Regions from separate parts of the Homo sapiens genome. Here region 2 is linked to region 1. A link is a loop called in an ENCODE intact Hi-C map of the cell type or tissue named here. Cell type or tissue: ascending aorta. All regions are shown on one strand.

Evidence for each region. Peaks named below come from ENCODE experiments on the same cell type or tissue, not always from the same donor. Only the 100,000 strongest peaks of a DNase experiment are listed, where the experiment ranks them.
Region 2: it touches region 1 in a loop (3-fold over the local background); 1 of 110 quality-filtered maps calls a loop at or near these places.

Annotation. Positions count from the first base shown.
Region 1 is chr10:125,080,151-125,088,150 of GRCh38, reverse strand. The region is part of intron 2 of CTBP2 (C-terminal binding protein 2); the gene reads left to right. Among named protein-coding and RNA genes, the nearest start is that of MIR4296, 51 kb to the right of the region's middle. RefSeq lists enhancers at 1-803, 2,460-3,287, 4,944-5,771, 5,772-6,600. In ascending aorta, a CTCF peak has its summit at 3,715 (motif pointing left); DNase peaks (open chromatin) are centred at 3,150, 3,730, 4,420 and 6,125; H3K4me3 peaks cover 1,944 bases; H3K27ac peaks cover 6,063 bases.
Region 2 is chr10:124,902,401-124,910,400 of GRCh38, reverse strand. No RefSeq gene overlaps it. Among named protein-coding and RNA genes, the nearest start is that of ZRANB1, 36 kb to the left of the region's middle. In ascending aorta, no CTCF peak of the experiment used is centred here; DNase peaks (open chromatin) are centred at 3,450 and 7,110; H3K27ac peaks cover 2,498 bases.

The DNA.
Region 1 (8,000 bases):
ATCTTTTGTCCCTTTTCAGTTTAGCTCTTGGTGGCTCCATAGGCTCTCAAGCATCCTGGACAGTTCTCTGTGGGCTGGCGTCCTGGGTCAGATTCCAGGGCCGGATGTGAGCTGTGCCTTGACCATTTGAAGAGCTCACCGAAGGAGGTGGGAATGGACGGTGCAGGAAAGTAACTCAGGCACCCGAGGCTGCTGAGCCCAGAGAAGAAGCACCTGTCCTTGGAGTATTGTTCCAGGAAATGGGGAGGCAACCGGTTCCAGAGGGCAGAACTGGGTTGGGAGACAAGGAAGCACAGTTCTTGTAAATCAAGAAAATTTGTAAAGCCACATAAGCTGTCCACCAGTGAGAGAGAGCATGTACATGCTGTGAGCTGCAGTCAGGCCGCCTGGCCACAAGGCATGTTGTGGCATGCTGTGGGAGTCGGCGTTGAAGCATCCCAGAGACCTCTTGTGCTTAAACAAAGCTGAGTTATTCAGCACACTCCTAGATGTGGGGTCTGATTGTTGGTCAAACTGAAGGACTCGAGAAAATGAGGACTAAGTGGGGGGATGAGAGACATGTGAGTGGGTGTTGGGCCAGTAGAATGACAAAAGGAGCAGGCCCAGGCTCTTTGGAAGACAGACCTTTGCCCTTCAGGGGGACTGGGGGAGTGTTTCCTGGCAGGTGTGGACATTCGTCCTCATGGATGTCTTCTTTATAATAACCTGTGGAGGACGGCCCAGCGCATCATGCCACTGACCTTCACTGATGCTTCTGTACTTAAGAAGTAATGTCCCTTGGCTGGGCGCGGTGGCTCATGCTTGTAATCCCAGCACTTTGGGAGCTGGAGGTGGGCGAATCACCTGAGGTCAGGAGTTCAAGACCAGCCTGGGCAACATGGCGAAACCCCGTCTCTACTAAAAATACAAAAATTAACCGGGCATGGTGGCAGGCTATAATCCCAGGTACTCGGGAGGCTGAGGCGGGAGACTCGCTTGAACCCAGGAGTTGGAAGTTGCAGGGAGCTGAGATCACACCACTGCACTCTAGCCTGGGTGACAGAACGAGACTCTGTCTCAAAAAAAAAAAAAAAAAGAAAGAAATTGCCCAAATTTTCCTTTCAAGGTTGAAGTTAGGGCTGAAGAATCAGGGCTGGCTCATGATCTCTTCAGACTCAGTCATCCATCCATTCAGAGATCGTGTGTGTGGGCGCACGTGTGTGTCGTGGACTGTTCCTCAGGATCCGCAGGTGCAGTGGCCGCGCTCCCACTGAACTTGTGTTCTAGAGGCGGAGCCCCCTCCCTGAGGGCCTGGCTTTCTCAGTGTCAAGTGGAGAGCATGTTGTCTTAGTCTGCTTTGGCTACTATAACAAAATTCCATAAGCAGGTGGCTCATAGCAACAGAAATTTAATTCTCACAATTCTTGGGAAATCCAAGACCAAGATGCCAGCAGATTCGATGTCTGATGAGGGCCCAAGTTCTGGTTCAGAGACGGTACTCTCTCGCTATGTGGAAGGGTCAAATGAGATCTTCCTTTTTTTTTTTTTTTTTTTTTTTAAATAAAATTTTGCTCGATTGCCCAGGCTGGAGTGCAGTGGTGTGATCTCGGCTCACCGCAACCTCCACCTCCCAGGTTCAAGCGATTCTCCTGCCTCATCCTCCCAAGTAGCTGGGATTACAGCCGATTACCAGCACACTTGGCAAATTTTTGTATTTTCTCCTGCCTCAGTCTCCCGGGTAGCTGAGATTACAGGGATTGCTGGATCAAAGTTTACCACGCTCGACAAATTTTTGTATTTTTAGTAGAGATGAGGTTTCGCTGTGTTGGCCAGGCTGGTCTCGAACTCCTGACCTCAGGTGATCCACTTACCTCGGCCTCCCAAAGTGCTAGGATTACAGGCATTAGCCACCGAGCCTTGGCCAAAAGAGCTCTTTCATCAGGCACTAATCCCGTTCATGAGTGCTCCACCCTCATCATCTAATTACCACTCAAAGGCCTCACCCTCTAATACCACCACCTTGGGGATGAGGCTTTCAGCATAGGAATTTGCAGGGGGACACAAACATTAAGACCAGAGAGATACTTTGGACTGAGGGGACCCTTTGGTGAGAACACAGGGAGTGGTTCTCTGTGGGGAGGCTGAGATTGGCGTGGCAGGAGGAGGCCAGCCATGGGGCATCTGGGGAAAGGTCTGGAGGCCGAGGGGCTGTACCCAGGGCAGGAGCCAGTGCGGTTGTGGCCCTGTGAGGGCAGACCCGGATCTTGACCACGAAGGCACTGGGCGTTGCTGGAGAGCTTCCAGACACTGGGCTAGGATCACATTTCAGTTTCCAGTGAGAATCCTCCTGGGTGTCTCTGGAAAATGGCTTGGAAGGCATAAGAGCAGAAACAAGGGGATCATTTGAGTGAACTCATATAGTAGCAGAGCTGTGCATTGAGATTACCCACACCCCAGCTGCGAGAGTCCCTGTTAATGCAAGGTGGCCAGTTTAAAGCTGACAGGACTAGATTTCCCCATGGAGTGATTTGCTGAAGGCTTTGGGCTGGAAGTTCCAGCGCCCGCAGAAAACTTACTGTTGGAGGTTCTTCGCCCTCGTTTCTGAAGGAAAGCTCCCAGCTCTGCCTGGAGCCTGGGATGGAAATTGTCTCTGGTTAATAGGATCTTTAAGACAGCTAAATCCTGCACTAAAGACTTGATGCAACTGCTGTTGCACACGGAGGTGGCTCCCCTGCCATATGCCCGCAGAGCTTTCTTTCATTGTCATTACAGAGAGTCAGGCGTGTGTACAGGAAGGAGACGGGATCCTGCCGTAATGACTTTGTCTTCACCATCTTTTCTCAGCTGCTTAAATTGCTGTCAGGGCAGCGTAGGAATCTTAAAGGAGGGAGTTTTCTCTCATATAATTATGCTGTTGGTAAAAATGTTGGCGGCTTTTCTCTACTTTTCCCCTTAGCCACCAAAATAAAACTCTTTATCTTGGAACTCGGCAGCTGTTTGCAATCCGCCTCATTTCTCCTGCTGATGTATTGGTGTCGCAGCTTGGGTGATGGGTGGTGACGTGAGGGTTGAAGGTAATTTCTGTCGCAGTCCCATGGTCATGAGCCAAGACCTGGAGTGCTGGAGGTGCGCCAGGTCGGGTCATCTTTGGGTTTTGCCCAGTGAGCTGTTGCTAAGGAGAGGGCTTTGTTTGCCTAGAGCTGGGGGAAATGTTCAAGGGCAGGCACACATTGGCAGAGATCTGCTGACGTGGCGACGGCGGAACTCATGGCTGTGTGTCAAGCCTGGGCAGTAACAGGTGGCGAAGGCCAAACCTTTGGGGGCAGACTTGGGGCAGCAGTGGAGACGTGTTTTGGGGATCTCAAGGCGTCTTGGTGGGAAAGAGTGCCGGTGGGTCAGGAAGGCGGGGGTGCTGGGACACTGCTGCTGCTTGGGTGGGGTCAGGACCTGCTACACAGATACCAGACCCACCCTCTGCCAGGGGACACAGAACGGGCAAGGAGAAGGGCTGTGCTTCTGAGTGCTTCACTGGTCTGGAAACCCATGTTTTAACTGGGGCCACCCCCGGACCCCTGAGACTGAGGTGGTGTGAACCTCAGGGCTGGGGAGGTGGCTTCCAGGGGACCACCTCCTCACGCCCTCCCTTCCCAGAGAGGATGGGGAAGGTTTGGGCGGGAGCCTCCGGACTGGTAGGGACTCCACCTAGAGGCCAGCCCCTCCTGGGGTAGGCACAGAGGCCTCCAGAGCGCCTCCCTCTGAGTCACATTCCTTCTCATTTAGTCACCTTTCCTTCCACGGGGCTGCTGTTGGCTCGAAATAGAAGGATGACTGGACCGTTCTCCGTGCAGCTTCTTCCCTGAGATGTTCCCCAAGCCCCTCAAGGCATCCTTTGTGATGCACTTCTAAACAGCAGCCGGCTGGGCTCACAGTGGCTCACACCTGTAATCCCACGACTTTGGGAGGCCAAGGCAGGAGGATTGCTTGAGCTCAGAAGTTCAAGACCAGCATGGGCAACATACATAACATCTCTACAAAAAATAAAATAACATAGTGGGCTCTCTTCTCTACAAAAAATCAAAAAACGTAGCTGGGGCCAGGCGCCGTGGCTCACACCTGTAATCCTAGCACTTTGGGAGGCCAAGGCGGGCAGATCATTTGAGATTAGGAGTTCTAGACCAGCCTGGCCAACATAGTGAAACCCCATATCTACTAAAGAATACAAAAATCAGCTGGGCGTGGTGGCGCATGCCTCTAATCCCAGCTACTCGGGAAGCTGAGGCAGGAAAAATGCTTAAACCAGGGAACGGAGGTTGCAGTGAGCCCAGATCGCACCACTGCACTCCAGCTGGATGACAGAGCAAGACTCCGTCTCAAAAAAACAAAACAAAAAAAACTTTAGCTGGGTGTGATGGTGCGTGCCTACAGTCACAGCTACTTGAGAAGCTGACGTGGCAGGACGGCTGGAGTCCAGGAGGTCAAGACTGCACTCCAGCCTGGGAGGCAGAGTGAGATCCTGCCTTAAAACAAACAAACAAACAACAGCGAGTGTATCCTGGGTGCTTGTTCGGACTAAGGTGCAAACAGAGGGCTTTGCGTTATGGTCTTTGATCCTGGTGGCATTTTCATTAGACTAGATGGTCACGGTAATGTGGTATCTTTTCCTTTTTTGTAGACAGGCGACTGAGTCTCAGAGGGCGGTATCCTCGCCCAGGTCGGGGGTCTGCACATGGCTGTCAGTGTTGTGTCCTCGGACAGCCCTGTCCTGGGAACTCAGAGGCTCAGCAGTGGTGCCTGTGGAATGGGCCTCTGTTTTCACCGAGTAGTTGACCCCATCTGGCACGACAGGGAGACTCTTTTTTATCCAGAAGCCAAATCAAGAGAGGCTTTTCTGAGTGACTTGGCTGTGCTTTTTTCCAGCTTTGGAAAGTATGTTGAGAATGCGTGCTGGCCCTGGTGGTCTTACGTTGTTGGTGTCAGATGTAAACTTGCGACGTGAAGGCAGAATTTAAGTCTAGCTTTATTTAGTCCAACACGTGTTCTGCAGCAGCCGCTGGCTGCAGAGCCAAGGGGATAACCATCCCCTCCCAGTACTTGCAGTCTGGTGGGGACCAACCCCCCAGAGAGATGGACCCTGTGCTGGCTCAGAGAGAGAGGGCACTTAAATCTTGCTTGGTGTGCTCTGGGAAACCCTCTCCTGGAGCATTGGCTTCTGAGCTGAATTTTCTGGAGTAGAAGGTAATGCCGAGGCCTGCTGGACATATGTCCTGTGAAAATTCTCAGAAAGGCTGGGTGCAGGGGCTCACGCCTATAATCCCAGCACTTCAGGAGGCCGAGGCGAGCGGATCATTTGAGGTCTGGCATTCGAGACCACCCTGGCCAACATGGTGAAACCCCGTCTCTACCAAAAATACAAAAAGTTAGCCAGGTGTGGTGGCGTGCACCTGTGGTCGCAGCTACTCAGGAGGCTAAGGCACGAAAATCACTTGATCCCACGAGGCGGAGGTTGCAGTGAGCTGAGATCATGCCACTTCACTCTAGCCTGGGCGACAGAGCAAGACTGTTTCAAAAAAAAAAAAAAAAAAGAGGAAAGCTGGCAGAATGATCATGGATACAGTGTGCAAACGTGACTTGTGCAGCCACCATACTCTCCTCATGGGGGAGTAAAAATTAGCTGGAAATGATACCTGAGGCAAGAGGCCTATTAAATCTTATTAATAATTGATTTTAGTGGGAAGTACAAGTTCAGTACATAAAGCAGGAGCTTTTTGGGGAAGTTACTGAGTTTTTTGTCTTCTCCAGAGAGAGGCCAGAAGGGCAGCATCTCCAAGGTGAATCTGCCCATTGGCTGTAAGGAGCATGGACGAGGACTTAAGAGGCAGCCCATCTGGCCACATCTCCAAGGCGAGGCTGTCCACTGGCTGTAAGGAGCATGGATGGGGATTTTGAAGACAGTGTGTCCCGGAGCCGGCCTGCAGAGACAGGCTGCCTGGGGGGAGGAGGGCAGCCCCCAGCTCCGGCGTGGCCAGCCCTGACCTTGGGCCATCAGGGAGGGCACGCCAAGCTTTGTGACTTTCAGGTCTGTTCCCTTGCCCACGGGCTGGTTCTGGCTGGTTTCTGGACTGTACTGTGGCCGTGTGGAATTCTCTGGCACACAGCAGCAGGTACAGAGCCTGCCCCTGGGCAGCGCTGACCATGCTGGCCTGGGGTTTGGATACTTGAGCCTGGGTAGAGACAGGGTGGGTTCTCGGTGGCCACTTCCTCTGCAGCAGCCAACAGCAGAGACAGAAGGAGGCCTGGGACCTTGCCCTGCCTGACCCGCCTGTCTTTCCATCTGAAGCGCCCCTGACATGCTGTGACTCTTACTTTATTTTTGGTAGTTTACCTTAAAGAGTAATGAAATCACATTGCAAAAATTTGGGTTCTCTGGGAAAATATCAGTCAATCTTGATTCTAAAACTTGAACACAATCACTGTGGCCATTCATGTCTATTTTTTTTTTCCCTTTAACTTTTTCTTTTGACATAATTACAGACTTACAGAAGAGTTGTAAGAATGGAACAAAGAATTTCTAATTACCCTTTACCTAGCCTCTCCAAATGACATTTTACCACATTTGCTTGTGTTTCTCTCATATACAGAAACACACGCACAGAGTATATAATCTTCAGATCCCTCTGAGATATTTGCAAATATATAAGGCTAAAGTATTTAGGGATGGAGGAGTTAATTTTTCCTAAACACAGTGCCCATTCTTTCACATAAGACAAGTATCAAGGTCAGGAAATTAACATTGATAATCATATCTAATATTCAGATCTTACTGATTTTGCCAGTAGTCCCAATAAGATCCTTTATAGCAAAAGAAACTTCGGATTCTGCGTTGCCTCTGGTTTCCTTGTCTCTTTAGTCATCTTTAATCTGGAACCGTTTCTTGTCCTCCTTTGTACCATGACATTGATGTTTTTGAAGAGAGCAGATGAGTCATTTTGTAGAATGGCCCTCAGTTCAGTTTGTCCTGTGTTTTTTCCTGATTGGAGTTGGGCACTTTGGGCGGGAATGCTCAGGACCCACTGTTGTTGTCAGCACAGCGGATTAGGAGGGCACATCATGTGAATTTATCTTATTATTGGTGGGGTTAACTTTGATCACTTGGCTAAGATCGAGTCCGTCTTTCTCCACTGTAAAGCTATTATCTCAATCTCCTTTTTTTTTTTTTTAAGTCCTGTACATGATTTTGTGCATCGTAACATACCAGGTCTGGGTATGGGATGTGGGAGGCAGCGCTGTGCCCTTAATTTGTGGAGGTGACGCATGTGCAGTTGCCTCCACTGAACGTTAAAAGTGCACTCCTGTGACCCTGAGTTGAGTTCAGAGACTCCTATCAGGTCAGAAGAGCTCCTGCTGTTGACCTGCAGGGCACAGCTTGAGACCTAAGTCTGGCCCTTCCAGATGGGCCATGGCTAAGGTTCCCTCATTCAATAAATAATTGATGACTTCAGCTGCTGTATGCATGGATTTCTTGCGTGACTATTTTTCCCCCTTTTTAAATTTCTTATGTGCGTCTGGAGACCCTTTGGCAGTGGGGCCTGGAGCTCCTTTTAGAAAAGATCCACAGGAGATTGTGTTTCCAATGATGACAGCCAAGATGGCACAGGTGGCAGCCCTCCCATGCTAGGGGTGTTGTCAGGTCGACAGCGCTCAATCCCCATTGTTCCAGAACGGCCAGAGGACAGTGACCAGGGGCAGAGGAGAGTGCACTCTCATGGCCCAGCCCCTCACTTAGCCCACCTGCCCTGGGCTGGGTGCACTGGTGGCTACCACTGCTTGGTAAGAGGTACGGGTGACAGATGTCTTGGTTGACGGTGTGGGTGTGTGTTTTTTTTTTACCCCTAATCCAAGGAAACTGGGTGTATTTCTCTTTGTGAGTTTTGACTGCTGTTCCCCTAAGTCAAGTTATATGGAAGCATGATTTATCTTCTCCAAAAAATATGGGCCCCTCAGTGAAGTTAAACAGAGTATAA
Region 2 (8,000 bases), 180 kb after region 1:
CTCTATATCCAGACTAAGAAATTTTTGTAGATTTTTCAACTAAGTATCCCTGTAAGCTAGACTTACGGAATTAGGAAAAAAAAATGTTGAAGTTGTATTGAGTCTCTTTTTTTTTTTTTTTTTTTTTTTTTGAGACAGGGTCTCACTCTGTCGTCAAGGCTGTAGTGCAGTGTTGTGATCATAGCTCACCGCAGCCTCAACCTCCCAGGCTCAGCCTCCTGGGTAGCTGGGACTATAGACACGCACCACCACACCTGGCCAATTTTTTTATTTTTTATAGAGTCAGGGTTTCGCCATGTTATCCAGGCTGGTCTCAAACTCCTGGGCTCAAGTGATCCTCCAGTCTCCCAAAGTGTTGGGATTATAGGCGTGAGCCACTAAACCCAGCCAGTACTATGTCTTTTTTTTTTTTTTTTTTTTTTTGAGACGGAGTTTCGCTCTTGTTGCCCAGGCTGGAGTGCAATGGCACAATCTCGGCTCACTGCAACCTCCGCCTCCCGGGTTCAAGCGATTCTCCTCCCTCAGCCTCCCGAGTAGCTGGGATCACAGGCTGGTATTACAGGTGTGAGCCACCGCGCCTGGCTGTTGTATCTTTTTAAGAAGTTTGGAAACATCAAGTATCTGAAACAACTTCGCTTGTGATCTTATCTGGGGAAGTTTTGTAAGAGGCAAAGCTGTGAGCAGAGAGAGCATGAACTTTGGAGTCAAACAGCCCTGAGTTGAAATCCTGCTGTCCTCTCTGAGTGCCAGTGTCCTCAGTGTCCTCATCTGAAAAATTCTGGGTGATATTTCCCTGGCAGTTACTGAGGGTCCAAAGAGACAAGAGCTGAAAGGCCTGGCAATACTCTTAAGTGTTTGATAAATGTTGGTTTCCTCGCTCTGCATTTCATTTAATCCAGGTAACATTTACTGAGGAATGACCCCATATCAGGTACTGTGCTGAGAACAGCAATTCAGAGACAGGTAAGGCTGTATCTACAACAGGGGCCAACAGTCCAGTGGAGGACAATCCCTAACTTAGGGTCTCCATGCCCTGGAGGGGCCCATGAACTTGGATGGAAAGAAAATACATCTTTATTTCTTCTAACTTTTAACTGAAATGCAGTATTTATAACAATTGTCAGTGTAGTCAACATACTATGGTAGTATTAATACATCTATGGCCCTGACACCAGTAGAAATCATAGATTTTTTTAGATCATATTACATTATTGAGTAGGTTACTAAAGAAGTACTTCAGGCCAGGCATGGTGGTTCACGCCTGTAATCCCAGTACTTTGGGAGGCTGAGACAGGAGGATCACTTGAGGTCAGGAGTTCAAGACCAGCCTGGCCAGCATGGTGAAACCCCATCTCTACTGAAAATACAAAAATTAGCCGGGTGTGCTGGCGCATGCCTGTGATCTCAGCTACTCAGAAGGCTGAGGCAAGAGAATCGTTTGAATCCAGGAGGTGGAGGTTGCAGTGAGTCAAGATCACGCCACTGCACTCTGGCCTGGGCAACAGAGCGAGACTCCGTCTCAGAAAAAAAAAGTACTTCAATTGGACTGAGCGTGGTCACTCACGCCTGTACTCCTAGCACTTTGGAAGGCAGAGGCAGGTGGATCACATGAGGTCAGGAATTCGAGACCAGCCTGGCCAACATGGTGAAACCCAGTCTCTACTAAAAAGTCAAAAAAAATTAGCTGGATGTAGTGGTGTGCACCTGTAGTCCTAGCTACATGGGAGGCTGAGGCAGGAGAATCACTTGAACCTGGGAGGTGGAGGCTGCAGTGAGCTGAGATCACGCCACTGCACTCCAGCCTGGGCGACAGAGTGAGACTTTGTCTCAAAAAAAAAAAATGTCTGGGTACAGTGGCTCATGCCTGTAATCCCAGCACTTTGGGAGGCCTAGGCGGGCAGATCACCTGAGGTCGGGAGCTCAAGACCAGCCTGGCCAACATGGTGAAACCCCGTCTCTACTAAAAATACAAAAATTAGCCGGGTGTGGTGGTGCATGCCTGTGATCTCAGCTACTTGGGAGGCTGAGGCAGGAGAATTGTTTGAACCCGGAAGGTGGAGGTTGCAGTGAGTCGAGATCACACCACTGTACTCCAGCCTGGGCAACAGAGCAAGATTCCGTCTCAAAAAAAAGAAAAAAAAAAGTGAGTAAGAAGTACTTCAATTAATATTACAGATTTTTAAAAACATTTTAATAACTATATTTCAATTTAATTGGCTTCCTTGTAATCTCATTTCTGTCATGCATTTAAAAATTATTCTGAACTGGCTGTGACAGAGAAAAGGTGAAGAAACCCTAGTCAAGTTAGTGGAAAATTGAATTTTATGAATGTTTCAGGACAGAGAGGCAAATTCCATATCAAATAATCAAATGAGTAATGTCCCAGCATAGGACACAGAGGAGACAAGCCATGCAGTTCCCTTGGAAAACAGAGATGGGCAGTGACTGTGTTTTGCAGGTGAATATGATTTGCCGAGCAAGGAGGAAGGAGAAAGGCAGACTGGAGACAGTGGGAAAAATGAGTGACTCACTGAGGGGCAAGACATGTCTCAATGAGAACACCTGGAAAGCTGAGAAGCAGGGTTGACATCTGGTCAACCTCAAATATGCTCTAAGTCTAACCCATGTGAACCACCTCAGAGTGGATATTGACCCAGTTTATAGTTTGTATAAGCAAATATCTTCCCATTTCAATGCTGACAGCCGTGTGCAGTGGCTCACACCTGTAATCCCAGCACTTTGGGAGGCCGAGGCAGAATGTTTACTTGAGGCCAGGAGTTCGAGACCAGCTTGGCCAACATGGTGAAACCCCTTCTCTACTAAAAATACAAAAAGTAGCTGGGCATGGTGGCAGGCGCCTGTAATCCCAGCTGCTCTGGAGGCTGAGTCATGAGAATCACTTGAACCTGGGAGGCAGAGGTTGCAGGGAACTGGGATCATGTCACTGCACTCCAGCCTGGGCGACAGAGCAAGACTCTGTCTCAAAAATAAATATATACACACACACACACACACACACACACATATATATATGTATGCTTACAAGGTTACACGTCCACCATCCCAAACACACACACACATACACACCACACACACATATATACACACACACACCACACATACCCACACACACATATATATACACATACATATACATTACACACCCACACTTATACACACACATACCATACACACAGCCTTTTTTTTTTTTTTTTTTTTTTGAGACGGAGTCTCACTCTGTTACCCAGGCTGGAGTGCAATGGTGCAATCTTGGCTCACTGCAACCTCCGCCTCCCAGGTTCAAGCGATTCTCCTGCCTCAGCCTCCTGAGTAGCTGGGATTACAGGCACACGCCACCACGCCTGGCTAATTTTTGTATTTTTAGCAGAGACAGGGTTTCACCATATTGGCCAGGCTGGCCTCAAACTATTGACCTTGGGATCCGGCCACCTCTGCCTCCCAAAGTGCTGGGATTACAGGCGTAAGCCACCGTGCCCGGCTGGCACAGTCTTATACAAGACAAAATGTACTAATCTAGAACCTAAATCTTCATTACATGTTTAATTATACAATACTCGTGGAATTAAAAATATGCTGCCTTTTTGCCAAACACTAAAGTGATGTTAACGAAAAGTAATTCCAAAGTAGTGAAGTTAGGAATGCCACAATATTTTTCATTCCTTTCTTTCCAGTCATTTCGGAGACCACAAAGTTTAAAAATATTTCAAAATATTCGAAAGTATCCATGACGTCATTTGAGTAGTTCTTAAATTCACCAAAGTGATTCATGCAAATGACTTATTTGCTTCAAAAACTATCTACAAATTCAAATAGTGGACCAAGGAGAAAAATCTGCACAACAGTTTCAGTGTAACCAAGATCACAATATTCAATATTACCTTCAATATGGCAGATTTATAGTAGACGTAAGTTTAAAATACACAAGCTAAAATTTTTAAAGGGGCTAATCAGAAAGAAATGTAGTTTTTATGACATACAAAATTATTCAGTGATTCCACATAAGAGGTAATGCATGAATTCTACAATTCCTTAACTCATTGGCTGCTGGTATTCATTCATTACTTGGAACTTTAACAGCTTCCTAGTAAACAGAAAGTACCTTTCCTATATGTGAGATATTTTGACTGATATATCCTGAGTACCCAGAATGGTGCGTGGCACACACAGTTACTGAAGAAGTATTTGTTGAATGAATTGATTAACTTTACTTTCTTGATTTTATACGTCAGGATATTTTCACCCTGACTACTTTTGTCCAATGACCTAACACATTTAAACTTTGCTCAAGAATTTAGAACAGGCTGGGCACAGTGGCTCACACCTGGAACCTCAGCACTTTGAGAGGCCAAGGTGGGAGGATCGCTTGAGCCCAGGAGTTCGCGACCAGCTGTCTCAAACATAGGGAGACCCTGTCTCTACCAAAAGTAATTCAAAAAATTAGCCAGGTGTGGTGGCACACACCTGTGGTCCCATCTACGTGGGAGGCTGAGGTGGGAGGTCACCCTGGGAGGTCGAGGTTACAGTGAACCACTCCACCCTGGGCTACAGAGCAAGACCCTGTCTCAAAAAAAAAAAAGAAAAAAAAAAAGGGCCAAGCAGGGCGGCTCACGTCTGTAATTCCAACATTTTGGGAGGCCAAGGTGGAGAGGTCAAGGCTGCAGTGAGCTGTGATCCTGCCACTGCACTCCAGCCTAGGTGACAATGAGACCCTGTCTCAAAAAAAAAAAGAACTTAGGACAGTTTGATATTTCTCTTTGATTCTTTTTTTCTTTCAGTTTGTAATTTGCATATCTTGCACAGAATTTTAAACGTTAAATCTTATAAATGAATGAAGATGAAAACTGTATCTAACATTTACATTAATTTTTGCATTTAACAATCTTTTTTTTTTTTTTTTGAGATGGAGTCTCGCTATGTCACCCAGGCTGGAGTGCGGTGGCACGATCTCGGCTGACTGCAAGCTCCGCCTCCCGGGTTCAGGCCATTCTCTTGCCTCAGCCTCCCGAGTAGCTGGGACTACAGGCGCCCACCACCACGCCCGGCTAATTTTTCGTATTGTTAGTAGAGGCGGGGTTTCACCATGTTAGCTAGGATGGTCTCGATCTCCTGACCTCGTGATCCACCCGCCTCGGCCTCCCAAAGTGCTGGGATTACAGGCGTGAGCCACTGCACCCGGCCAACAATCTTTTAAGAAAAAACAAGGTATATTTTCTGAAATTTGTCCAGCGTGTGGCAATCTTCAGAAAACATTTGTATTTTTAGGATATTTAAATATGCAGATCACTTCACTTCACCATCATTATCTCATTTTTATCCTTATCAGTGTTGTCAGGCAGCTGTTATTTCCAAATGATGGAAGGGACAGAGAAGTTACAGCACTTGTGTTTTAAGAACTGGACCACAAGCACTTCAAGTCCTAACCCAGTGACCCTCCCCCAAGCCTTTCCATCTGCATCACTGGGGCCCAAAAGACTCAAAGCTAATAGATGTTTTTATAAAAGATCTGTGGACTGAAACTAAATATTAGTGCCCACTCTAATTTTAAGATTGGCTTTTTCAAGAAGCGATCCTTGCAAATAGAATTTACCAGAACAGTTTTTAGGCCTCACCACACTTTTGAAATAAGAATCCATCCCTAGGGTGGGGAAAGTTAGAAATACCATATACACTCAACTTCAAACCAATTTTTTTTTTCATGACAGAGTCTCACTGCATCGCCCAGGCTGGAGTACAGTGGTGCGATCTCGGCTCATTGCAACCTCTGCCTCCTGGGCTCATGCAATTCTCCTGCCTCAGCCTCCCAAGTAGCTGAGACTATAGACACACGCCATGCCTGGCTAATTTCTGTGTTTTTAGTAGAGACGGGGTTTCACCATGTTGGCCAGGCTGGTCTCGAACTCCTGACCTCCAGTGATCCATCCGCCTCGGCCTCCCCAAGTGCTGGGATTACAGGCATGAGCCACTGTGCCCAGCCAACTTCAACCCAAATTTAATCAGATAAACTTCAAAAAATAATCTGATCATATGAGCTACTTTCTCAGCCAAACTTTTAGGACAGGGGATTAGCATTGGCCTTACAGCACTTTGTTTTAGGAGACTGGCATGATTTCTCTTGAAATGTTAGGGTCAGCAGATAGGATGCAGGGCTGTAATGGGATAAGGAAGCAAGCAGGTAAGGAGTTGACTGGAGCTGATGCTCCTGGCAGGGTCGGGGTCAGGGAAAGAAGATGCTGACAAGATTGGGGCCCAGTCAGTACTCCATTCATCTGCCCCTGGGTTACCGTGATGCTAGGAGGACCACCACATAACACACATCTGGATGCTCTAGCAAGATGTCAGAACCCTGCCTTGAGAACCAGCTGAATTGCAGAACCATATCCTCCTCTTTTATGTTCTTGTGGAAATGTAAACAATTTGGCCAGGCGCGGTGGTTCATGCCTGTAATCCCAGCACTTTGGGAGGCCAAGGCAAGAGGATCACTTAAGGCTAGGAGTTCGAGACCAGCCTGGCCAACATGGTGAAACCCCATCTCTACTAAAAATACAAAAATTAGCCGGGCATGGTGGCTCATGCTTGTAGTCCCAGCTACTCAGGAGGCTGAGGCAGGAGAATCACTTGAACTAGGGAAGCAGAGGTTACAGCGAGCAGAGATCATGCCACGGCACGCCAGCCTGGGCAACAGAGAGAGACTCTGTCTCAAAAAAAAAGAAAAAGAAAAAAGAAAATGTAAACAATTTACAACTCTGGCAGTAAAACACGAACAGCAGATGAAGTTTACAGGCATTGCCTTTAATCCTATTCATGATGAACATATTTTCTAAAAACAAGTCATAGGCAAAATAACCACTGTCCCCCATTTTTTGAGGTAGTTGTTACACTTGCATGTCAGTCAGGGTTCCAGGCAGAAATAAATAGCATACTCCAGTGGGAAAATTAAGATTATTTTACAAGGTATTGGGCAAGGTTGAAGAAAACCAGCAAGGATGGTGAAATAGCCCTGACTGGCAATGACAGGGTGCCATTACCAAATCCTGCAGAGAGAGACGTTGGTGCTGGGGAGGGCCACCTGGCAGGAGCAGTGGCCTTCCTAGAGAAGCACAGCAGGGAGCAAGCCAGGGTCAATATTCTGACGCCTTTCTCCTCTCTCCAGTCTCTGCCAGGGCCTCTCATTGGCCAAACTAAACTGATGACCTTAGGGCTCAGAAGCCTTTGATGCAGTCCTGGCTGGTCTATCTGTCTCAAGGGGCACATGGCAGGGGGAGAATGGATCTGGAAGGACAAATGGAGGCTCTCCAGCCAATAAAAACTATAGCAGAGCAAATTTAAAGGAATAGATGTTTCCAGAGCTTTACTTGGAGGACACAGCTACTGACATTTTGAATCCCTTCTCCTAAGCAAAGAATATTCTATCCAAAGACAATGTATTTTAAGAACATCATGATTTTTTCTTCTACTACAGCATGGTCTTATGCCATAAAAGGAATTATGCTAATCCAGTCTATCAGTGAAACTCAGAAAAGATGGCTATCAGAGGTGGCACAGAAACATTTCAGGGAAATAATGGAGAGGCACCAAGAAATGGCTTTCTAAAGCAGCAGGAAAAAAGTTGAAGTCCATAAGCAGATAGGTTACCAATCCAGCAGCATCTCTTAGGAATGAAATGATTGATCACAAAGGTAAGATTTGTTGGAGCCCACATTGAATTTAATGCCAGTCATCCTTGTATACTAAACTCTATTTCCATAGCTGGGAGATATGACAGACTTTCTTTTTGTGACACTTTGTTCTTATGATATAGTTTTGAGTCTGTCTGTGGGATTTCAATCACCGAAATCAGGATTAGAGACAAGAAATCTTCCTTATATTATTAAGTAGGAAAGCAATGTGTTAAGGAGCCAGCCCTAACTTGGAGATAAATCTATTTTAATAAAGCACAGACATTCGTGAATAAGATGTGTCTTTGTGTTTATCATAATATC